Regions from separate parts of the Homo sapiens genome. Here regions 1 and 2 are each linked to region 3. Evidence: read pairs that join two places in POLR2A ChIA-PET (ENCODE). Cell type or tissue: B cell. All regions are shown on one strand.

Region 1 (8,000 bases), 340 kb before region 3:
AACTCTCTTTAAGGAATCGAGATTCTTTAAGGGGAAGGTTATTGAAAATGTTACTTAGGCTGTTTTTCTTAAATTTCCAAAGATTGTCTCTTAGTAAGGTTGATTTTTCTGGAATCTTTTTTTGGTCTGTTTCTATAATGTATGAATAAGTCACACTATGTGTGTTTTATTCTGTATCCTGCCTGGTTTTCCATTTATGAGACTCTGTAGAAAGGATGCTTGATAAAGGCTTTTCTGGAAGGAAGGAAGGAAGAGGGAGGGAGGGAGGGAAGGAGGGAGGGACAGAACCCTGTAGATCTCTGGGTGTAAAGGACACAGGAGGCACACTGTTGGAATAAGTGAGCCAGCCCAATTCCATAGAAAGAAAGAAGAGCTCAGAAAAGCCCAAACATCATATCCAGGAATTAGCCAAGATGGGTTGGCTACTCAACTACAATGTGATTGTCCGCACCAGTCTTCCCGACTTTCCTGCCAGTGCCGCAAGTAACAGGCATCAGTAACTGCATGATGTGTGTAGCTGTTGGACATTGAGTAGCCTTTTGTGTGCACAGTGCTTGGAGATGGCTGTTTTTCCAGTGGAGCAATGTGCAGTGCTGTGAGCTGTAAAGTTGTCTAAAGCAAGTGTGTCTTGGTGCCCTTGGCTGGGTGAACATTCCTAGAAATGCCAGGGGCCAGCCTGAGTGCACGGGACCCAGTGATTCCTATACTTGCTTCTTTCATGCAGAGGTGTTCTGAGGCTCACCTGTGCTTTTAGAAGCACAAAGGGGCTTCGAGTGACCAATCAGATGTGCCTGCTGCAGGTCCACTCGTCTCTAAATGCTCTGACCTATGGACTGTTGTCCATAGTTGAGAAGAAGCTAGAGTAAAATAAAATGTATGAGTGAGTGAATCTTTTTCTTTTTTTTTTTCTTTTCTCTTTTTGAGACAGGGTGTTGCTCTGTTGCCCAGGCTGGAAGGCAGGGGCCCGAGCTCAGCTCACTGTAGCCTCAACCTCCCAGGTTGAAGAGATCCTCCTGCCTCAGCCCCAGGAGTACTGGGACTACAGGTACACACTGCCATGCCCAGCTTATTCTTTGTATTGACGGGATCTCGCCGTGTTGCCCAGGATGGTCTCGACCTCCTGAGCTCAAGTGATTCATCCCGCCTTGGCCTCCCAGGGTGCTGGGATTGCAGATATGGGACACCATGCCCAGCCGAGGAAGTGTGAATTTCTGATCTTGGGCTAGCTTACCACAGTACTAATTAAACTATTCAGTTCAGGGGATTAGTTAATTGTTGTTATTTCAGTTTTGGTTTTTCACTTATCTTAAAAGCCTCTCAAATAGATTAGAGGCCCCAGAGCTTGTGTTACACCTCTATCCATCTCTCAACTCATCTGGTAGGCATTTATGAAGCGCTGGTACTCTTCCCTCTGCACCTATCTTCTGTGCTGGGCAAGTACTGTGCCACCTGCAGGGCCATAGCTGTGATTTAGGTTCATTACAGAGTTCTTGAGATGTCTGCAGGGATTCTGGAATTTGATGTGACTCGGCCACTGGGTGGAGGGAACACCAGTAATCAATACTGTATTGTCCACCAGCTGAGAGGCCAGGCTGTGGTCGTTGGTTTTGTTTTTTTGTTTGTTTGGTTTTTGTTTTGTTTTGTTTTGTTTTTTGTTTTTGTTTTGTTTTGTTTTTGAGACGGAATTTCACTCTTGTTGCCCAGGCTGGAGTGCAGTGGTGCAATCTCGGCTCACCACAACCTCCACCTCCCAGGTTCAAGTGAGTCTCCTGCCTCAGCCTCCTGAGTAGCTGGGATTACAGACATGAGCCACCACATGCCCGGCTAATTTTGTGTTTTTAGTAGAGGCGGGGTTTCTCCATGTTGGTCAGGCTGGTCTCAAACTCCCGACCTCGGGTGATCTGCCCGCCTCTGCCTCCCAGAGTGCTGGGATTACAGGCATGATCCACTGCCCCAGGCCTTTTTTTTTTTTTTTTTTTTTTTTTAATTAAAGACAGTTTCACTATTGTCGCCTAGGCTGGAGTACAATGGATCTCAGCTCACTGCAGCCTCCACCTCCCGGGCTCAAGTGATTCTCCTGCCTCAGCATCCCAAGTAGCTGGGATTACAGGTGCCCACCACCACACCCGGCTAATTTTTGTAGTTTTAGTAGAGACAGGGTTTCACCATGTTGGCCAGGCTGGTCTCAAACTCCCGACCTCAGGTTTTCTGCCCGCCTCTGCCTCCCAAAATGCTGGGATTGCAGGCATGAGCCACCGGGCCTGTGCTTTTCTTTTTTTCTTTTTGAGACAGTTTCGCTATTGTTGTCTAGGCTGGAGTGCAATGGCGTGACCTCGGCTCACTGCCCCCTCCACCTCCTGGGTTCAAGTGATTCTCCTGCTTCAGCCTCCCAAGTAGTTGGGACTACAGCCACGCGCCACCACACCCAGCTAATTTTTGTAGTTTTAGTAGAGACAGGGTTTCACCATGTTGGTCAGGCTGGTCTCGAACTCCTGACCTCGAGTGATCCGCCCATCTCGGCCTCCCAAAGTGCTGAGATTCCAGGTGTGAGCCACCGCGCCCAGCCTGTGGTGTTGTTCTTATACTGAAGACTCATCTGGAAGCTGTTTTTCTCTCATTAAAAGCGGGGACAGTCAGAATTGTTACCAGTGAGGAAACACTCTGGCGACCCTGTTCTTATGCACCCCAGTAGTTGTGTGTGTATCACCTGCTGCTTGCCAGCAGCCCCTGGGCTCAGTGCTCAGGACAGGCCTCAGTTTGGTACCATCCACAGGCAAGCTGGGTATGACTCACAAGAGACCATAAAGACTCAGTACGCGCACTGTCATGGCTGGGGCACTGGGAGTGTCATACCCTTTCCAGGTGTCCACACCTAATTAGTGGGTCATCTTGGCAGAGGGTGGGGGCATGTTGGAGCTGTAGAAAGCTGGGGTCATTTCTAGCCACAGAAGAATTTGCTTTTGCTCCCAGCTAAACCCAAGGCTTTCCCCAAGGGCCAGCACTGTTACCAGAGCCTCCTTTTCTAGATTTCATGCGGACAGTACATTGTGCCGGCCCTGGTAAGTTTGGTCCTGATGGTGAGGTTGACTGATTGTCCCCAGATTTCCCTTTTCACCGTCTGCAGTCTCCTCTAAGAGGAAAGGGGAGCACGTTTCAGTGGCTCCACGTATGTGGATTATATTCTCATCCTCAAATCAAAGACCTTTATACTCAGTCCTGCATTCTTCCTGCATGGCCGTTTGTGTATGTCAGGATGCCATTTGGGAAACAAAATCCACTCTAATTATTCCTAAGCTTAGTGGATTTTAACATGGAAGGAGAAGCCTAAATCAGCAGTGTCTGGGCTGGGTCTCCAGGAATAACTCTTGACCTCGAAGCATTGACCCACCTAGGGAGCTGCTGTGTCTGCTCCATGAAGAAGGTCTGGAGGCGGCATCCACCCCCTGCACTCATATCTTTGGGTTCGTGTAGACAGTACTGCAGACCCTTTCTAGGGAGGAGAGGCCTGGGCTCAAGACATAGCAGCCTCTGCCAGAAGTGTTTCTTCAGGATGCAGCTGTGCCTGCCAGTGCCAACACCCTCAGCAGCTCAAATCGGCCTCCATCCCCTGCCCTGCCAGTAGCATGAGTGTGTCTGTTTGAGGGAACTCGGTTCACGTCTAGGATCCTGGCTGCACGGGAGTCAGAGTAGAGGATTAGAGCTTCTTGTCACTGTAGGGCAGGATGTCCTGCCCAGGGGACAGGCAGGGTGAGGTGAGCAGTAGGGCTTTGGTGGTGAGAACTTTCCTGAAACAGCCCCTCCTACGTGCTCAGCAAGAGGGAAAGGGCGTTCCACTGGCCCCCCTAGATGGGTAAGAGCACTTGGCCAGAAGGTGGGAGGAACCACGTTTGAAACTGTTGGAGCAGAAATTGTCTAGATGTAAGTTCTGAGCTGGCAGGTGAGAGGCTTGTCAGGTTCTTAGGCCCCCAGGACAGAGAATTGGATTGTGTTCAATCCTTGGTGTGTGTCACACGCATTGGTCATGCATAGCCTGCTTTTCTCTGTTAGTTACTTGTAACAACCTACTGAGCAATGCAAATCCTCCTCCACATGAAGGCTCCACCTTGGCAGTGGCCTACATTGGTCGCGTCAGCTTGAGAGAGCATCATGCCCCTAGTGCTGTCTAAATGTTCACTGCCTCACGTAACCCTCACAACAGCACAGTCAGATGTGGGCTCTGGTGACTCTGCTTCAGAAGAGAAAGCTGCAGCCCCCAGATAGTAAGTAAGGTCCCCAGGTCTTGCAGTCAGCACATGGTGTGGCTGTGGCAGCCCCCAGATAGTAAGGAAGGTCCCCAGGTCTTGCAGTCAGCACATGGTGTGGCTGTGGCAGCCCCCAGATAGTAAGGAAGGTCCCCAGGTCTTGCAGTCAGCACATGGTGTGGCTGTGGCAGCCCCCAGATAGTAAGGAAGGTCCCCAGGTCTTGCAGTCAGCACATGGTGTGGCTGTGGCAGCCCCCAGATAGTAAGGAAGGTCCCCAGGTCTTGCAGTCAGCACATGGTGTGGCTGTGGCAGCCCCCAGATAGTAAGGAAGGTCCCCAGGTCTTGCAGTCAGCACATGGTGTGGCTGTGGCAGCCCCCAGATAGTAAGGAAGGTCCCCAGGTCTTGCAGTCAGCACATGGTGTGGCTGTGGCAGCCCCCAGATAGTAAGGAAGGTCCCCAGGTCTTGCAGTCAGCACATGGTGTGGCTGTGGCTGTGTTCACGCTCCAGGAGACTCCACTAAACACCCAGCAGGGAGAGACACAGCACATCAGCTGGGAGGTGGAGTGACTTGGGAAGTGGGCTTGACTGACTGGGAGAGGTGCACAGATCCTCTGTGGGTGGGAGGAGGGTGGGGCCTCTGCTGCTCACCAGAGGGTTCCACAGAGGGTGTCACACGTCAGAAAAAAGAAATGGCTTCGTTTATCACTTATATCAAACTGATTGCTTCTTTCTCTTTTGTTTTTCTCCTTCTGTTTACAAGATTGTTGACGGTGAGTGGTTTCGTTTCCTTTTTCACTGGGTTTGGAGAGGAAACTGGCATAGGTGAGAGCCGCGGTGCTGCAGGTCTTGCCAGACCATCCCCAAGGGCTTGGAGCGCTCCAAGCAGGAAGATGCCTTCGCAGATGCTGTGGTCAGACCCACACAGCCAGTCCCCCTTGTGCCTGCTGAAGAAACTTCACCACTATCATTGAGCACTGAGCTATAGTCCTTTCTTGTGGCCTACCAGATTTTGGAGAAGGCTGGTAGCTCACAGCAGGGGTTGGGGGGTTTCTCCTGGGAAGATAAGATAGTGGCCTCCAGAGCTGGGCAGAACCTTCTGGGTTATAGCTGAGCATGGCAGCAGTTTGTCTCTGGGGGTCCCAGGCAGGGAAGGAAGAGGGTCTTAAGAGGCGTCAGGATGGGAGTGGTGAGGATGGTAAGAGTAGAGAGCCTCCAACCTGAAAATGTGACCTCTTACCTTAGAAAGAAGAAGACCAAGGAGGAATGCTAGGAGGCTGCCCCAGGACCATGCTGACAGCTGTGTGGTGAGCAGTGACGATGAGGAGTTGTCCAGGGACAGAGACGTATATGTGACTACCCATACTCCCAGAAACGCCAGGGATGAGGGCGCTACAGGCCTCAGGTACCAACGTGCCCCCAGCTCTGCTGCCGCCATGCTAGGATGTGGGGCCAGGGCATGGGAATACTTTTCAGCAAATCTGTGAGCCCTTGGCCCTGGAAGGGCTTGCCCAAGCCTCTACCCAGCATCTGGATACAGTTGGAACTGGGTCCAGAACTGAGTCCAGCTATTCCCACTGTAACCAGAGGATGCCAAGCGCTGACACAGTGTGTGCAGACAGTCCCAGTGGCCCCAGACAGGGATCCTGGGGCTGGTAGGGGCCTGGGGGAGGGCAGGGTGACTCAGGTTGTGTGCACCTTCTCATGTTCACCCTCCCACATGCCCTTGGGGCAGTTGGCTTTCCTGAAAGTCTCTCGGATGCCCGCGCTAAGGCAGAGTCAGGAGGCCAGGGACGGGACTCTTGTAGGGGATAGGGGCCACTCACGTGACAGGGTATAATAAAATGTTTGCGTTGACTGAGAAACTAACGTGAAGCACTGTGCTCTTAGGCCCTCAGGTACTGTCAGTTGTCCCATCTGCATGGACGGATACTCAGAGGTAAGTAAACCAAGCTGTATCTTCCAGGCTTCTGGTTTCTAAACTTCACTGAAAGAATTGGATGAGACAGGATCTTCCCCCTCGGTGGGATTGGACACCCCTACTCACAGTCATGCCTGGGCCGTCACTTATTGCAGATCTGCCTGTGAGGGGAGAATGTGCCAGTTTCTCCTTGGACCCTACAACTTTCACCTTCAGCCCCTATACTCCTGTATGCCCTGAGCTTCCGGGTGCAAATGCGTCCTCCTTTTTTGTGCCCCATCCTGGCTCTAACTGAAAGCTGCTAGTGTTTACTGGGGTCCCTCATAACCCTCTTGGGCTGTCACACTGTTGAGATGCCATGGCCCCTGCCTCCTGCTCTCCAGCTGAGAGAGACCACAGCAGACACAGTTAGCTCTCCAGACCCCTCCCTGTTGTAGCCTGGCCCTTGCTTTCCTTTAATTAGTCATCTTAGGCATAGGTGGGTGGGATTCTCTGGCCCCATGGCTGCTCTGGGACAAGGGCAAACTCGGAGGCTCTTCTTTTTAATGCCTTCTAGATCGTGCAGAATGGACGTCTCATCGTTTCCACAGAATGCGGCCATGTCTTCTGTAGCCAGTGCCTCCGTGATTCCCTGAAGAATGCTAATACTTGCCCAACTTGTAGGAAAAAGATCAACCACAAACGGTACCACCCCATTTATATATGAAGTATTCAGAGCCCCCCAGGAGAGACGGATGGACAGACAGACAGCCAGGTTCTCCAGTGGTATCTGCCTCCATTTTCCTGAGATCAAAAAGACTGTTTCGAAACCAACATCTGATATGTAAACTGCTCTTTTGTTTCCAACCCCTTCCTTTTGTTATCTCCAGTTTGATGCTATGGCGCTGGACCCAGGGCCCTCCCAGGCCATCTCTGTTCCTCTGGGGTGGTCCAGTTCTAGAGTGGGAGAAAGGGAGTCAGGCGCATTGGGAATCGTGGTTCCAGTCTGGTTGCAGAATCTGCACATTTGCCAAGAAATTTTCCCTGTTTGGAAAGTTTGCCCCAGCTTTCCCGGGCACACCACCTTTTGTCCCAAGTGTCTGCCGGTCGACCAATCTGCCTGCCACACATTGACCAAGCCAGACCCGGTTCACCCAGCTCGAGGATCCCAGGTTGAAGAGTGGCCCCTTGAGGCCCTGGAAAGACCAATCACTGGACTTCTTCCCTTGAGAGTCAGAGGTCACCCGTGATTCTGCCTGCACCTTATCATTGATCTGCAGTGATTTCTGCAAATCAAGAGAAACTCTGCAGGGCACTCCCCTGTTTCCTAAGAACGAAAAAGTGCAATAAAGGCCATTCGTTACCTACTTTTCAGCAGCCCACAAGATGTAGCACTATTAGTGTCCCCCTCAGAGGCTTAATGTTGCCTGTGGAGCAGTGCCCATCCCAGCCCGTTTCTGCCCACCAGTTGTTCTCAGGAACCTTACCCATGCTCCAGCGTCCTTCACCTGGCACAGGACATGCAAGATAAATAGGGCAGGCACGTGTTTGGGTGTCCTCTCTTTTCTGATAAAATCCATCCCGTGTTTGCCACACGCCCTCCAGTCCTCAGTTCCCACTGCCTAACGTCTGCCCCCGTGTAGATACTGAGAGGTGGTGGCAGTAATTGTGGCCTTATCAGCCGCTCAGTTCCAGGCTTTTGCCCAGGTCACTGTTGCCCCATGTTCGGAGAACCTGGCCCACCTGTCTTGGCTTTCTCATCCTTCCCAACCCAGTGCCGTTTATTTCAGAAGCTTCCTGGCCACTGGGCTTGGATGCTTCGGGCTTCTGACTGCTCCATAGGTTTTGACTGGTGAAAC
Region 2 (8,000 bases), 920 kb before region 3:
TGCATTTGATTTCATGCAAAACAAAACCCAATGAGTTTTACGGATTTAACTTCTCATTGCACCTTCTCCCGTTCCCACAGGTGGTAGCTGAGCACCCAGATGCTTCAGGTGAGGAGATTGAAGAGCTGCTCAGGTCACAGTGGAGTCTGCTGAGTGAGAAGCAGAGAGCACGCTACAACACCAAGTTTGCCCTGGTGGCCCCTGTCCAGGCTGAAGAAGACTCTGGTAAACATAGCATTATGCTGATGTCCTCTGCTTGGGTTGATGTGTGTAGTGTAGCAAGCTGAGCTCTGATCTTGGAACCGTAGGGAAGTGTGTCCACTCTCCCTGTTTCTGACCCGTGGGGTTTGGGCCAGCGGTCCAAGTGCGTGTGGTCACAGTAAAAACAGCTTCTGCCATCTGCGTTTACTGGCTTATGAGAGCTATTCAATGTAGTGCCTTCTGGCCTGTGGCTCCCTTGCTCTCCTACCCAAGTTGAGCAGCCACTGTGGTCACTGCTGCTGATGGGGCTGTGTGAAGAGAGGACACAAGAAGGAAGGGGAGGGAAGGTCGTCTCTTGGATTCCAGGCTTACATGATGTGGTAGGGTCAGCCTTCAGGCCTGTGACTTCCGAGGAGGCAGCACTTTTCTTGCTTCTGAGAGCAATCCTCCTGGTTTCGGCTGTAGTCTGCACCTTACAGGGGTCCGGAGTGTGGGCAGCTCCTGGCTTGTTTGCCTGAGAGCTCATAGGGCAAGAAGGGTGACTGGACTGACCTTGAATTCAGGTATCCTTTGGTCCTTCCTAGGCCTTCGGCTTAAAAAAACCAAAAGTGCTAGTTTGCTTTGGGCAGTGGCAAGAGGAGGGAGAGCTGACATTGTAAGATTTGAAGATGTGTAACAGTGGTTAGATTTGTGATAAATATGTGCTTGGATGTAAATTGTGGAAAACTGAGATTTGAATGTAAAAATAACTGACATATTAGGGTATCAATTTAAAATTAAAAAAAAAAGTACTGTATATCTGAAGAGTCATCATTGAGGAGCTTTGGAGAGTCCAAACATAAAGTGTTTCAAGACTCACCTAAAGGGAAGTCGGGGCCCAGAAGCGAAAGGGTCTGGCCACATGTGCCTGCTGTCACCTTTCTCTTTCTCAGATGTTTTCATCTTGATTTAGGTGTTTCTAGATCTCTTCATCAGCTATCTCATTAATCTTGAATTTGTTCAACTTCCTCAGTGTTCATTGCAAATACTATAATTTAGAATAGCAAGGATATTTAGGACTTGTATATTTTCTTTAAAAGAAAATATACCTCACTCTATCAGTACACTAAATTTAGAGACGTGTTCCTTTTAAATGACTGGCTTATTTAAAAATGAGCCAGCTCTTCCTGAAGCCAGATTCAGCTTACCCTCGAAGTGTAAGCATAAATTTGATTGTGTTATATTTTGCTGAGTGCTTAGTGGATAGAAGTGACAGTTGAGTTTCTGCCCACAGTGTGTGTCAGGTGTATGCAGGTTCTTGGGTGTCCTTTAATCCTGACTTTCAGGTGACCCTGGTGCTAACAACTAGGATGGCGCACCACATCATTGTCACGCGCCCATGACCTCAGTGTTAGAAATCTACACAGATGTCTGGGCACGGTGGCTCACACCTGTAATCCCAGCACTTTGGGAGGCCAAGGTGGGTGGATCACTTGAGGCCAGGAATTCAAGACCAGCCTGGCCAACATGGTGAAACCCCATCTCTACTAAAAATACAAAAAAATTAGCCAGGCCTGGTGGTGCATGCCTGTAATCCCAGCTACTCGGGAGGCTGAGGCACGAGAATCTCTTGAACCCGGGAGGCAGAGGTTGCAGTGAGGCAAGATCACGCCACTGCACTCCAGCCTTGGCGCCAGAGCAAGAGTCAATCTCCAAAAAAAAAAAAAAAAAAAAATTCCAGCCCGGCGCAGTGGCTCCCGCCTGTAATCCCAGCACTTTGGGAGGCCGAGGTGGGCAGATCACCTGAGGTCGGGAGTTTGAGACCAGCCTGACCAGCATGGAGAAACCCCATCTCTACTAAAAATACAAAATTAGCCAGGCGTGGTGGCACATGCCTGTAATCCCAGCTACTTGGGAGGCTGAGGCAGGAGAATCGCTTGAACCTGGGAGGCGGAGATTGCAGTGAGCCGAGATCGTGCCATTGGATTCCAGCCAATGGAATGGCCAACAGGAGCGAAACTCCATCTCAAAAAAAATGAAAATCCATACAGATGCCCCTGTTGCTTGTTTCTGTAAGAAGCGGCTGCTGCCTCATCCTGGATGAATGGAGAGGTGCTCAGGAGGTGCTGTGTCGAGGATGTGCTGTGTCAAGGACCTCGCCTGTGGGAAAGCGAGGCGCGGGGCTGGCTTTGTGCTCACGAACGGGTGTTCTGAAGGCAGACCTGCCTGAGGGGGGCCTCGAGAGTTTGGCTGGCTGTGCCATGTGGTGCCTATGCTTGGCAGTGCCTGAGCAGGTCCTGCTGCCGAGCATTCCACGGGCTTCTTCCCCAGACTGCCTTTGCACCAGCCTGCAGTGGTGTGGCCAGGAGTGGGCTTCACGAGGGCTGCTTGCCTGGCCCCCATCACACCAGGCTGGAACTGCAGCTGGTGAGGGCCCCCACGCTTTGGCTGCTGACTCTTCTTGCGCATTGGGCTCAGGCCTAGACCTGAGGTGAGGCTCTGTGAATGCATTGGCAGCAGGGCACGGACACTTACTTGTACCTCTGCCTGAGGCCTTGCTGGACCCTGTGGAGCTGAGCACTCTTTTGCTGGTGTCTCCTGTCCCAACAGTAGTGAGGCTTGAGGGTGACAGCGTCCTTCAGGGCAACAGTGTCCTTCTGCAAGATGTTTTTTTTCTTTGAGTTGGAGTCTTGCTCTGTCGCCCAGGCGGCTGGAGTGCAGTGGCGCGATCTCGGCTCACTGCAAGCTCCGCCTGGCGGGTTCATGCCATTCTCCTACCTCAGCCTCCCGAGTAGCTGGGACTACAGGCGCCCGCCACCATGACCAGCTAATTTTTTTTTTTGTATTTTTAGTAGAGACGGGGTTTCACTCTGTTAGCCAGGATGGTCTCGATCTCCTGACCTCGTGATCCACCCACCTCGGCCTCCCAGAGTGCTGGGATTACAGGTGTGAGCCACCGCGCCCGGCCCTGCAAGATGTTTTATGAAGAGTCCATTAATAAAAACCCTGAACCCCTCCGTAAAGCAGTCATGCAAATGATAATATTGGATTTATATTTAAAATAAACATTGGCATGTTGAAATTAATCATCTCTGTAGAATTTGCACTTACACCTTACCGTCTTAGGTTGATATTGTTTGGATGCCTTAGGTCTTGGATTAACTGCTATTCCTGGGAACACCTAACACATGGAACAGCTGAGCAAACATGGAGGAAGCCCTTAATTTGCATATATAAATGTTGTGTTACTACTTAACATGTTTAAGGAAATGTTTAAAAAGTAGCAAGTTGTTTTTTTTTTTAAGTTCAACTTAAATTCCACAAGTCTTTGAATGTTAGTAAGGAAAAGATTTTTTTTTTGTTTTTCGTTTTTTTTTTAGACAGAGTTTCGTTCTTGTTGCCCAGGCTGGAGTGCAATGGCACAATCTCGGCTCACTGCAACCTCCACCTCCTGGGTTCAAGCGATTCTTCTGCCTCAGCCTCCTGTGTAGCTGAGATTACAGACATGTGCCACCATGCCTGGCTAATTTTGTATTTTTAGTAGAGATGGGGTTCCTCCATGTTGGTCAGGCTGGTCTCAAACTCCCGACCTCAGGTGATCCGCCCACCTCAGCCTCCCAAAGTATTGGGATTACAGGCATGAGCCACCATGCCCGGCCTAGGAAAAGATTTTTTTAAAATACTGGGCTATCAGGAGGCAGAGGTTGCAGTGAGCTGAGATTGTGCCATTACACTCCAGCCTGAGCTACAAGAGCGAAACTCCATCTCAAAAATAAATAAATAGATAAAATACTGGGTTATATTTAAATTTAATGCTTTAATACATTAAATTATAATTATAAGGCCAGGCGCGGTGGCTCACGCCTGTAATCCCAGCACTTTGGGAGGCCGAGGCAGGCGGATCACGAGGACAGGAGTTCGAGACCAGCCTGACCAACATGGTGAAAACCCATCTTTACTAAAAATATAAAAATTAGCTGGGCGTGGTGGCACGTGCCTGTAATCCCAGCTACTCAGGAGGCTGAGGCAGGAGGATGGCTTGAACCCACGAGGCGGAGGTTGCAGTGAGCTGAGATTGTGCCACTGCCCTCCAGCCTGGGTGACAGAGCGAGACTCCATCTTAAAAAAAAAAAAAAAAAAAAAAAAAAAAAAAATATATATATATATATATATATATATATATAAAAAACAGATAAAACAGATGCTAATATAATCCCTAAGGTTAGATATAGTCACCAGTTTTTTTGTTGTAAAGAGATTTGATCTGTAAGACATAAGCCCTGGAAATCAGCAGGGTTACAGGAAACCCATCATGGGCTGGATCTGTATGTTGAATGCCCTGGGTAGGTTCTCACAGTGCTTCAAATGCAGCTTTTGGAGTGGTTTTCATGTACATTTTCCCCATTCCCCATTCCAAGGTAATGTAAATGGGAAAAAAAGAAACCACACAAAGAGGATACAGGACCCTACAGAAGATGCTGAAGCTGAGGACACACCCAGGAAAAGACTCAGGACGGACAAGCACAGTCTTCGGAAGGTAATTGTGTTCCAGGTTTGCTTGACCTGTCAGAGTGTATGCTCTGTGACTCTTGGTGCCACTGTTTCCCTGCATGGGAGCACACATGAGATGCAGGTGTCAGTGCACCCAGCTCCTTCCAGGCTGGTATTCAGCAGAAGGCTTGCATTTCTTACAGAACCCCATTGAGAAAGGCTGCTTGCAGGTTCTTACCCTCCAGGGGTGTTATCACAGAAACCGATGGTGTGTTGCTCTGCAAGAAAACAGACATCCAAATGCTTTGAGTAATACTTGTTTTTTAGATTGGACAAAATTGTCACTAAAAATAACCTCTTTGGCCGGGTGTGGTGGCTTACGTCTCTAATCCCAGCACTTTGGGAGGCCGAGGCAGGTGGATTGCTTGAGGTCAGGAGTTCGAGACCAGCCTGGCCAAGATGGTAATACCCCGTCTCTACTAAAAATACAAAAAATTAGCTGGGCATGGTGGCGTGCACCTGTAATCCCAGCTACTCAAGAGGCTGAGGCAGGAGAATTGCTTGAACCTGACAGGCAGAGGTTGCTGTGAGCTGAGATCATGCCACTGCACTCCAGCCTGGGCGACACAGCAAGATTCTGTCTCAAAAAAAAACAAACAAAAAAACCCCCAAACACCATAACCTCTCTATAGGGCTTATTATTCAGGATGTAAGTAATGAACTGGCATCAAAGTCCATTAGAGATATGTGTTACATGTCAATAAAAAGTCAACAGTTCATTAAAGGCAATGAACCTAGATTTTATTTAGTTTATTAGTAATTCATGTTATTGTTTACTGAATGGGAATACTAAACAGGCTGTGCAGGAAAAGTGCAGCATAGATACAAAGCCAGCCCCGGGTCCTTGTGCTCCTCGCTTACTGCCAGCATGTGTCCAGGGACAGAGTTTGCCTGGTACCTGCAGGGGAGTGAAACCAACCAAGGAAACACCGGGTTATTCTGTCTAGCGTATGGTGCCCATGCATGTAGAAGACGTGAGCCCTTTTCCTAGTGTATGAAGTGGTGCCATTCATTTCAACTGTCTCAGATGTCCGGTTAACTTTTTCATGAACTGAGACTTTAATTAGACTTTGTACTTTGTTTGAATTTCTATTTTATTCGATAATAGTTCTGGCCGGGTGTGGTAGCTCACACCTGTAATCCCAGCACTTTGGGAGGCTGAGGCAGGTGGATCACCTGAGGTCAGGAGATCAAGACCAGTCTGGCCAACATGGTGAAACCCCATCTCTACTAATAATACAAAAATTAGTCGGGTGTGGTGGTGCATGCCTGTAATCTCAGCTACTCGGGATGAGGCAGGAGAATCACTTGAACCTGGGAGGCGGAGGTTGCAGTGAGCTGAGATTGCGCCACTGCACTCCAGCCTGGGTGACAGAAGGAGACTCCATCTCAAAAAAAAAAAAAAAAAAAAAAGTTCTGACAGAGTAGTTGTATATTTGTGATTTTGAGTAAAGCTTCATCCTGTTTTTCACTGATCTGAGTTAAAATGCTCTTTTTATTTCAAAGAATGGAAAATACATCTCACATATTGCTAAGGTGTAAATATGTGGACACCATATCATTTACCTTATTTCTTTAAACTTGTATTTGTAGTTGAGAGGAGCAGGCAGGCCCTGCGCCATTTTTCTGGCCCACAGAACATTCTTCTGGGGCACCTGCCATAGGTGAGGTTGTTGAGTGATCAAGTGTTCAGCAGTAAGCTAGGTCAGATTCACCTGTAGTCACTAAGGTTTGTAGTTACCAGGAAGCCTGCACTTAACATTTGCTCTGGTCACCTAATTTTTTTTTTTTTTGAGAGGGAGTCTCACTTCGTCACCCAGGCTGGAGTGCAGTGGTGCAATCTTCACTCACTGCAACCTCCGCCTCCTCGATTCAAGTGATTCTCCTGCCTCAGACTCCCGAGTAGCTGGGATTACAGGTGCGTGCCACCATGTCCAGCTAATTTTTTTGTATTTTTAGTAGAGATGGGGTTTCACCATGTTGGCCAGGCTGGTCTCAAACTCCTGACCTCAAGTGATCCGCCCACCTCCACCTCCCAAAGTGCTGGGATTACAGGTGTGAGCCACTGCGGCTGGCCAGGTTACCTTCTATTAAAGCAGCCCTTTGCTGGCAATCATACTGAAACTGGTTGTTTTGAAATATTTGTGTAAATGTTATACCTAAAAAATACATGACCCTAGACACTCAGAATACCAAAATTCACATTAAGTGGCTAGTAATGTTTTATTAGCTCCTATCTCAGGAGATAGCACATGATAAAAAGAAGTAATGGTGTCTTGTCTCTTCAGATTTGGGTTTTATAAACCTGAGCCAAACCACATATGACACCCAATGTGCACTGAGCACTTCTGACATGCTAGGCACTGTCCCAAGTGCATTCTCCTGTCGCCTTGTCCATGATCCTCTGGATTCCACCTCACCGCATCCTGTCTCACTGGCTCTGGTTCCAGGCAGGTGGGTGAGATGGAGTATGAGTGCAGGAGTGGCAAGTCATTCCCTGGGCAGCGCTGCTCTAGTGCTATGGGGACAGGACAGTTTTCAGCCACACCTTTCAGAATCTCAGCCCTTGAGAAAAGCTTCATGATCCCTTCTCCCATTTCTTGCTTTTCTCAGTTGTGACATGTTTTACTGATGATCTTTGTTCATTAGGTGTATCTGGTGTTTGTCTAAAAATTGGAAATCCTCAGTATAGTGATACTAGTAATGTTGGTCCTGACTTAGCAGGGCTGAGTCTAACTTGATTGGGCACCTCTTGAATGGAAGGATCCATTTTTCTCATGTTCATCCTCTGCTTTGGGTTCAGTGGAGAGTCTAGGTGCATGTTCAATAAGACTCGTATCAGGTGTCTTAACCACATGACTGCAGCGGGTCTTGGCGTGGCCCCACCCACCTCGCCCTCCTGACAGATGCGAGAGCGGGAGGTGCGAAGAAAGAATCAGTCCAGATTGTGAAAAAAGTCTGAGATTGGGCAACCATGGATGACTTATGTGTGGAACACATTTCCAAAGGAAGAAGTTTCTGCCACGAAACTTTTCAGCAACCTGTGTTCATTCACATGAGGAGATTTTTTTTCCTTTCTTTTCCTTTTGTTGTTCTTTTTCTTTTTTTTTCCTTTTTTTCTTTTCTTTTTTTTTTCTTTCTTTTTTTTTTTTTTTTTTTTTTTTTAAATAATAGAGAGACACAATCACTGACAAAACGGCCAGAACAAGCTCTTACAAGGCCATGGAGGCAGCCTCCTCGCTCAAGAGCCAGGCAGGTAATGTGGTCAG
Region 3 (8,000 bases):
TTCTTTTGAGTTTCTGATAAGCCTTTCCTAAGGAGGCAACCAGATATGCATCTATCTCAGTGAGCAAAGGGATGACTTTGAATAGAGTGGGAGGCAAGGCTGGGCATGGTGGCTCACGTCTGTAATCCCAGCACTTTGGGAGGCCGAGGCAGGTGGATCACCTGAGATCAGGAGTTCGAGGCCAGCCTGGCCAGCATGATGAAACCCTGTCTCTACTAAAAATACAAAAATTAGTCAGGCTTGGTGGTGGATGCCTGTAATCCCAGGTACTCAAGAGGCTGAGGCGGGAGAATCACTTGAACCCAGGAGGCGGAGGTTACAGTGAGTTGAGATCGTGCCATTGCATTCCAGCCTGGGACAGAGTGAGACTCCGTCTCAAAAAAAAAAAAAAATAGGAATCTTAACATAGCATAATATTAAACTTTAATAGAGTTGTTTAATTGTTAATGCTTATTCTGGCCTTTCTACATTGAGGAACCTTGAGTTTAAAGGAATGAGGGGAAGCACATTTAATACAGTTTGCCTTTTGAGCTTAATTTTTCTAGAAGTACCTTTTTAAACAGTTGTTATAACTAATGTGTAACACTGTTTTTGATAACTGTCAGCTTAAACATGTTGAGCATATATTTATTTAATTAATTTATTTTTTTTGAGACAGACTCTTGCTCTGTCACCTAGGCGGGAATATAGTGATGTGATCATAGTTTGCCGCAGCCTTGAACTCCTGGGCTTAAGCCATTCTCCCACCTCTGACTCTGAAGTAGCTAAGACTGCAGGTTCATGCCAACAGGCTTGGCTAATTTTTTTTTTTTTTTGAGATAAGGTTTCAAAAGCCTGAGCTGTGTTGCTCAGGCTGGTCTTGAATTCCTGGTCTCAAGTGATCCTCCTGTCTCAGCCTCTGAATATGCTAGGATAACAGGCATGAGTCACTGCACCTGACCTGTTTCCAGGTTTTTACTGTTATAAGCAGTGCTCCAATTAATATTACATCTCCATATTGGGCACTTATGAGGTACATCTATAAATACATTCTCAGAAATGAAATTGCTATGTCAAAGAATAATTGCACTTTTCATTTGCATAGACATTTCCAAATTACCCTCCTGGCCCCAATTAATATTCTTACATTTCCATCTTTGGGCACCTATGAAGTATATCTATAGATACATTCTCAGAAGTGAGATTGCCATGTCAAAGAGTAATTACACTTTTACTTTCCGTAGATGTTTCCAGATTATCCTCCTAAGAAGTTACGTTGGTTTATACTCCTACCAACTGTGTATTTTCTCCACATAATTAAGTATGGACACTAAAGTAACAATAGTCCCTATCTTACATGGTTATTGTGAGGATTAAATGAAGTAAATGCCAAAAGGTACCTACTAAGCTGTCAGCAAATGACTTATATTATTAATATAATTATTGTTTTTTTCTGAACTTTATTACCAGAAATATTATAAACCTAGACAGTGCTTCATGAGGTTGGGAAAGAGGGTTCATACAATTGATCTGAGCAATATATGCCTCCAAAATACTGTTATCTGTATTAGAACAGACGAGCTCTGCATCTAGGCCTTGGGCCCAGGGAGTCTGGCATCTGGGGCTGACGTTAGGGGACAGAGTCCACAGGTATATCTCAAATTTGCTGGAAAGGGCATGCCTCAGGAATGGGGCGCAGTAGATGTAACTACATGTGTGCCTCTGCAGCCTGGAATGGCAGCTGTGGCTGTTTGCATGGGGAGGAGAAAGTCATCATTTGGGAGGGACCTTTAGAATATCCCATCCCAAACACTTCTCTCCTTCTCTTACTCTGAAGGGCTTAATTTAAATTTGCTTTGTGGATTAACGTATTGAGAATGATTTAGGGAGTTCCTTACCTAAAAAATGTTTTCCCTCATCTGCACACTGTCGCTTGAAATTTATTTCACAGGAGAGGGAGCCGTAACCATAGGCAGTGTGGTATTATGAAAGGAGTACTGGCTCTTCACTATGGGTTTACTGTGGTTTGCTGAGGGTAGTTGAGTGGGTGAGAAAGTCACTTAGCTGCCCCAAGCCTCACTTTTCTCCATCGGAAAATTAAGTAGCCATGTAATACATGAAAGAGAGAATGTTGTGAAAACACTTTGAGAATGCAAAGGCCAAGTGAAAACATATGTCCGTACAAAAGCTTGTGTGTGAATGTTCAGAGCAGCATTATGTTTAACAGACAAAAAGTGAAACACCCCAGATGTCCATCAGCTAATGAGTGGATCAACAAAATGTGGTCTGTTCATACGATGGAATAGTAGTTGGCAATAGAAAGGATTGAAGCACTCATACCTGGTACAACATGGATGAACTCTGAAAACATGCTAAGTGGAAGAAGCCAGACACAAGAGACCATGTGCTTCATGATTTTACTTATGTGAAATGTCTTCAATAGGCAAATCTTTTTGTTTTTTGTTTTTTGTGAGACTGAATCTCACTCTCTTGCCCAGGCTGGAGTGCAGTGGTGCGATCTTGGCTCACTGCAACCTCCACCTCCCAAGTTCAAGCGATTCTCCTGCCTCAGCCTCCTGAGTAGCTGGGAACAGGTGTGTGCCACCATGCCCGGCTGATTTTTTTTTCTGAGACGGTGTCTTGCTCTGTCGCCCAGGCTGGAGTGCAGTGGCACGATCTTGGCTCACTGCAAGCTCTGCCTCCCGGGTTCACGCCATTCTCCTGCCTCAGCCTCCTGAGTAGCTGGGACTACAGGCGCCTGCCACCATGCCCGGCTAATTTTTTGTATTTTTAGTAGAGATGGGGTTTCACCGTGTTAGCCAGGATGGTCTCAATCTCCTGACCTCATGATCCGCCCGCCTCGGCCTCCCAAAGTGCTGGGATTACAGGCGTGAGCCACCGCGCCTGGCCACGCCCGGCTAATTTTTATATTTGTAGTAGAGATGGGGTTTCACCACGTTGCCCAGGCTGGTCTTGAACTCCTGACCTCAAGTGACCCACCCGCCTCGGCCTCCCAAAGTGCTGGGATTACAGGTGTGAGCCACTGTACCTGACCCCCAGTAGGCAAATCTATACAGGCAGAAGGTAGATTTGGGGTTGACTGGGGCTCCAGCTGGGGAGAATGGAGTGGGAATGAGGAATGACTGCTAATGTGTATGGGGTTTCTTTTTGGGTGTTGAAAATGTTATAACGTTAGATTGTGATGATTAGTTACACAACTCTGAATACACTAAAACTCTGTATACTTCATTTAGAGACAGTCTTGCTCTATTGTTCAGGTTGGGGAACAGTGGTATAATCATAGCTGACTGTAACCTGGAACTCCTGGGCTCAAGTAATCCTCCCCACCTCAGCCTCCGGAATAGCTAGGACTACTGGTGCATACCACCACAGCTGGCTAATTTTTAAAAATGTTGCCACTCAAGATGTGTGGCCCTGGATCAAAATGGTGAAATTCTCTGAACTAATTTTTCTCATCTGCAGAAATAGGAGTAATAATAATAACAGTCATATCTAACTGGAGGTGTGAGGCTGTGGTAAGCAAACTTACAATGCTTACAGTATGTGAGGATTCTGTCAGTGTGCTTTCTTTCCTTCTTTTCCAGAACATAGAGGATGGAGGAGCAGGCCTTAAGAGGGAAAGACACAGAAGATGCAATAGAGAGCCTTGTAGCTCTTTTTTGTCTGTCTCTCCCTCTCTCTCAAAATAAAGCCTATGTAGAGGTATTTTTTTGTCTGATACAGCTGCATGTGTTTGCAGTTTAGTAGGAACTTTGTGGTTAAACCATGCTTTCTAAGATTTTCTTAAAAGGCCAACCTTGTTGCCAGATGATACCATTAATCAAGTTATTCAAGTTATTGTCACATAGGGCTTCAGGCAGGAAGGAAGGTTAGGAATGGTCTTTAGTCTCATAGAATGAACTCCCTTTTGGTCTGAGTGTCTCCTTCAGTAGGAAGGGATGTGATGTTAATTGACCAGTCTTTAGGGGGGAAATAGATGACCCCCACCATCCGGATACTCAGTTTTTATTCTTTTTTTTTTTTGAGATGGAGTTTCGCTCTTGTTGCCCAGGCTGGAGCGCAATGGCTCGATCTCGGCTCACCGCAACCTCCGCCTCCCAGGTTCAAGCAATTCTACTTCAGCCTCCCGAGTAGCTGAGATTACAGGCATGCATCACTACGCCCGGCTAATTTTTGTATTTTTAGTAGAGACGGGGTTTCCCCATGTTGAGGCTGGTCTCGAACTCCTGACCTCAGGTGATCTGCCCGCCTCAGCCTCCCAAAGTGCTGGGATTACAGGCATGAGCCACAGCACCCGGCCTCTTTTCTTTCTTTCTTTCTTTCTTTCTTTCTTTCTTTCTTTCTTTCTTTCTTTCTTTCTTTCCTTTCTTTCCTTTCCTTTCTTTCCTTTCTTTCCTTTCTTTCTTTCTTTCTCTTTCTTTCTTTCCTTCCTTCCTTCCTTCCTTCTTTTCTTTTCTTTTCTTTTCTTTTCTTTTTTTTCTTTTCTTTTCTTTCTTTTTTTTTTTTTTTGAAAGAGAGTCTCGCTCTTTCGCCCAGGCTGGAGTACAGTGGTGCGATCTTGGCTCACTGCAACCTCCGCCTCCCGGGTTCAAGCGATTCTTGTGCCCCAGCGTACTGAGTAGCTGGGATTACAGGTGCACAGCACCACACCCGGCTGATTTTTGTGTGTTTTTGTAGAGATGGGGTTTCGCAGATACTCCATTTCAGTTTTTTTCTGAGCAACGTCTCCAGGGACTGAAGCACACATACTTTGACAACAGAATCACCAGCAATGTCACTGACCTAGGGTGTCTGCAGCATTCAGTGTCTTCTATTTTCTGTACTAGGTGTTTTCTGTACTGTTTGTAAAGCAGGAAATATCTTTTTTTTTTTTTTTTTTTGGAGACAGAGTCTTGCTCTGTCACCCAGGCTGAAGTGCAGCGGTGCGATCTTGGCTCTCACTGCAGCCTTGACCTCGTGGGCCCGAGCAGTCCTCCCACCCAGCTTCCTGAGCAGCTGGGCCTGCAGACCCACCCCACCACACCCAGCTAACTAAAAAAATTTTTTTTTTAGTAGAGCCAAGGCCTTGCTATGTTGCCCAGGCAGGCCTGAAGGTGCTTTTAAACTCAGATAAGCAGGACATTTGTAGCTGTGGAAATAGCTGTAATCTAACCATCAGAGTTGTTTTAAGGATACAAATTACATATAGTGTTTAAAGCATAATGAATGTACAGGTTGCTAGATTGGGTTTTACTCTGTTCTTTCTGTAACTTTTTAGAAGTTGGTCACTTACTTTTTTTTTTTTTTTTTTTGAGACAGGTTCTCACTGTGTTGCCCAGGCTGGAGTGCAGTGGCACGATCTTGGCTCCCTGCAACCTCTGTCTCCCAGGTTCAAGCAATTCTCCCACCTCAGCCTCCCCAGTACCTGGGATTATAGGCGCCCACCACACCCAGCTAATTTTTATAATTTTAGTAGAGATAAGGGTTTCACCATGTTGGCCAGGCTGGTCTCAAACATCTGACCTCAGGTGATCTGCCCACCTCAGCCTCCCAAAGTGCTGGGATTACAGGTGTGAGCCACCGGCGTCTTTTTCTAGTATAAGTGTTTAAGGCTATATAGCTCTCTAGAAGCATCTCTTTAGTGAAGCCAATAGTTTCCAACTGTAATATTTTTGTTAGTAATGTATATTTAAATTTTCATTATGATTTCTTTTTTGGCCCATAAATTATTTTAAAATGTACCTTTAAATTTCTAAATATATGGTTTGAAGAAACTCTTCTGTTATTATGTTGTTTTTTTTTCTTTCAGACTGAGTTTTGCTCTCGTCACCCAGGCTGGAGTGCAATGGTGCAATCACGGCTCACCGCAACCTTCGCCTCCCAGGTTCAAGCGATTCTCCTCCCTCAGTCTCCCAAGTAGCTGGGATTACAGGTGCCCGCCACCACGCCTGGCTGGTTTTTGTATTTTTAATAGAGACAGGGTTTCACCACATTGGCCAGGGTGGTCTTGAACTCCTGACCTCAGGTGATCCACCTGCCTCGGCCTCCAAAAGTGCTGGGATTAAAGGCGTGAGCGACCGCGTCTGGCCGTTATTATGTTTTAATTGCATTGCACCCGGAGAAATGGCTTGTGTGCTGCTGATTCCCTGGAATTTGTTGTGATTTTCTTTATTGCCAGATATGACATGAATGTTTATAAACATTCCTTGTATTCTAAAGAATATGGGCTGGGTGCAGTGGCTCATGCCTGTAATCCCAGCACTTTAGGAGGCTGAGGTGGGCGGATCACCTGAGATCAGGAGTTTGAGACCAGCTTGGCCGACATGGTGAAACCCCATCTGTACTAAAAATACAACAAAATTAGCCCAGTGTGGTGGCACACGCCTGTAATACCAGCTACTCAGGAGGCTGAGGCAGGAGCATTGCTTGAACCTAGGAGGCGTAGGCTGCAGTGAGCCAAGATCATGCCACTGCATTCCAGTCTGGGCGACAGAATGAGACTCCATCTTAAGAAAGCAAGCAAGCAAGCAAGAAAGAAAGAATATGTATTTAATTTGTGTGAGAAAGGGAGGTGCAAGGTTCTGTATATCTCTAATGATCTAACTTTTTGCTTGCATTGCTCATATTTCCTATTTACTGTTACTGACTTGAGCAATGTGGTAGATTATTATGGTAATCTCATTATGGTAGATTTGTCAGTTTCTCTGTGAGTTCTAGCAATTTTTGGTTCATATATGTTGACAGTATTTTATTAGGTGTGAATAACCTTATACTTTTCATCTTCCTGTTGAGCTGTACTTAGGTTTATGGCCTTTTCCATTCCGAATAAATGCTTTTATTTTCTTGGTCTTCATTGTCTGATATTAATATAATTACTCCAGCTTTGTTTTGTTTGGTGTTTGCCTGGTATTTGTATTTTTGTCCATTTATTTTCAGACTGTCTGTGTTCTGTTTCATGGGTATATTAGTTTTTTGTGGCTCCTGTAACAAGTTACCACATACGTGGTGCTTTAAAACAGCAGAAATTATTCTCTCATAGTTCTGGAGGCCAGAAGTTTGAAAACAATATCACTGGACCAAAATCAAGGTGTCACTAGGGCTGTGCATTCTTCCTCTGGAGGTCGTATGGGAGAATCTGTTCCTCGCCTCTTCCAGCTTCTCATGGCTGCCACATTCCTTGGCTGTGGCTGCATCACTCCAATCTTTGTGACCCAGGTCAGATTGGTTTCTTGTCTTCTGTGTGGTTAAATCTCCCCCACCTCGATTTTATAAGGATACTGGTGATTACATTCAGGGCCCACCCAGGTAATCCAGGATAATTTCACAATCCCAAAATACTTAATTATATCTGTAGTCTTTGCCATATAAAGTAATATTTACAGGTTCCAGGCATTATTCAGACCTGTTAACTTGGGGACCGTTACTCAGCTTACTAAAAGAGTGTCTCTTATAAGTTACCTGTAATTTCTGTCTTTTAACTGGCATAATTTAGTACATTTATGTTATGATTCAGATAAATTTGTACTTTCTTTATCATCTTAGGTTTTGTATTCTGTTTGTCTTTTCTCCCCATGCTTGCCTTTTTAAACAACTGGGAGTTGTTTGTTTTTCTTTATATTCTTCCATCTTTTGGTTTGGAAATGACATACTCTTAATATTCTTTTAGTGATTACCCTTGAAATTTTGCTATGCATATTTAACGAAGTCTAAAACTAATATTCTGTCGCCCTCCTAGATACAGCAAAGGCATGAAAGTTCTTTAATTCCAATTATTCAACTCTCAAGTTACATGCTGCTGTTGTTCAGTGTTTTAGTCCAGACTTTTTTTTTTTCTTTTTAAAGAGACACAGTCTTGCTCTGACACTCAGACTGGAGTGCACAAGTTTTTTTCTTTTCTTTTTTTTGAGACAGGTTCTCACTCTGTTGCCCAGGCTGGAGTGCAGTGGCGCGATCACAGCTCACTGCAGCCTTGACCTCCTGAGCTTTAGTGATCCTCCCACTTCAGCCCCCAAGTAGCTGGG

What was found. ChIA-PET counts read pairs that join two places held together with the same protein. Peaks named below come from ENCODE experiments on the same cell type or tissue, not always from the same donor. Only the 100,000 strongest peaks of a DNase experiment are listed, where the experiment ranks them.
Region 1: POLR2A ChIA-PET joins it to region 3 with 6 read pairs; 3 of 35 experiments call an interaction of 5 or more read pairs at or near these places.
Region 2: POLR2A ChIA-PET joins it to region 3 with 6 read pairs; 2 of 35 experiments call an interaction of 5 or more read pairs at or near these places.

The regions. Positions count from the first base shown.
Region 1 is chr4:2,506,952-2,514,951 of GRCh38, forward strand. RNF4 (ring finger protein 4) reads left to right here. Exons shown (of 8, transcript NM_002938.5): 5 at 5,005-5,014; 6 at 5,487-5,646; 7 at 6,132-6,180; 8 at 6,719-8,000. The coding sequence ends at 6,868. Among named protein-coding and RNA genes, the nearest start is that of FAM193A, 26 kb to the right of the region's middle. In B cell, no CTCF peak of the experiment used is centred here; a DNase peak (open chromatin) is centred at 4,970; H3K27ac peaks cover 3,155 bases.
Region 2 is chr4:1,930,546-1,938,545 of GRCh38, forward strand. NSD2 (nuclear receptor binding SET domain protein 2) reads left to right here. Exons shown (of 22, transcript NM_001042424.3): 6 at 81-225; 7 at 4,599-4,717; 8 at 7,906-7,987. Among named protein-coding and RNA genes, the nearest start is that of MIR943, 52 kb to the right of the region's middle. In B cell, no CTCF peak of the experiment used is centred here; no DNase peak of the experiment used is centred here.
Region 3 is chr4:2,847,836-2,855,835 of GRCh38, forward strand. All of the region lies in intron 1 of ADD1 (adducin 1), which reads left to right. Among named protein-coding and RNA genes, the nearest start is that of ADD1, 8.0 kb to the left of the region's middle. RefSeq lists enhancers at 4,888-4,937, 5,068-5,127. In B cell, a CTCF peak has its summit at 4,230; DNase peaks (open chromatin) are centred at 3,871 and 4,726; H3K4me3 peaks cover 2,319 bases; H3K27ac peaks cover 7,677 bases.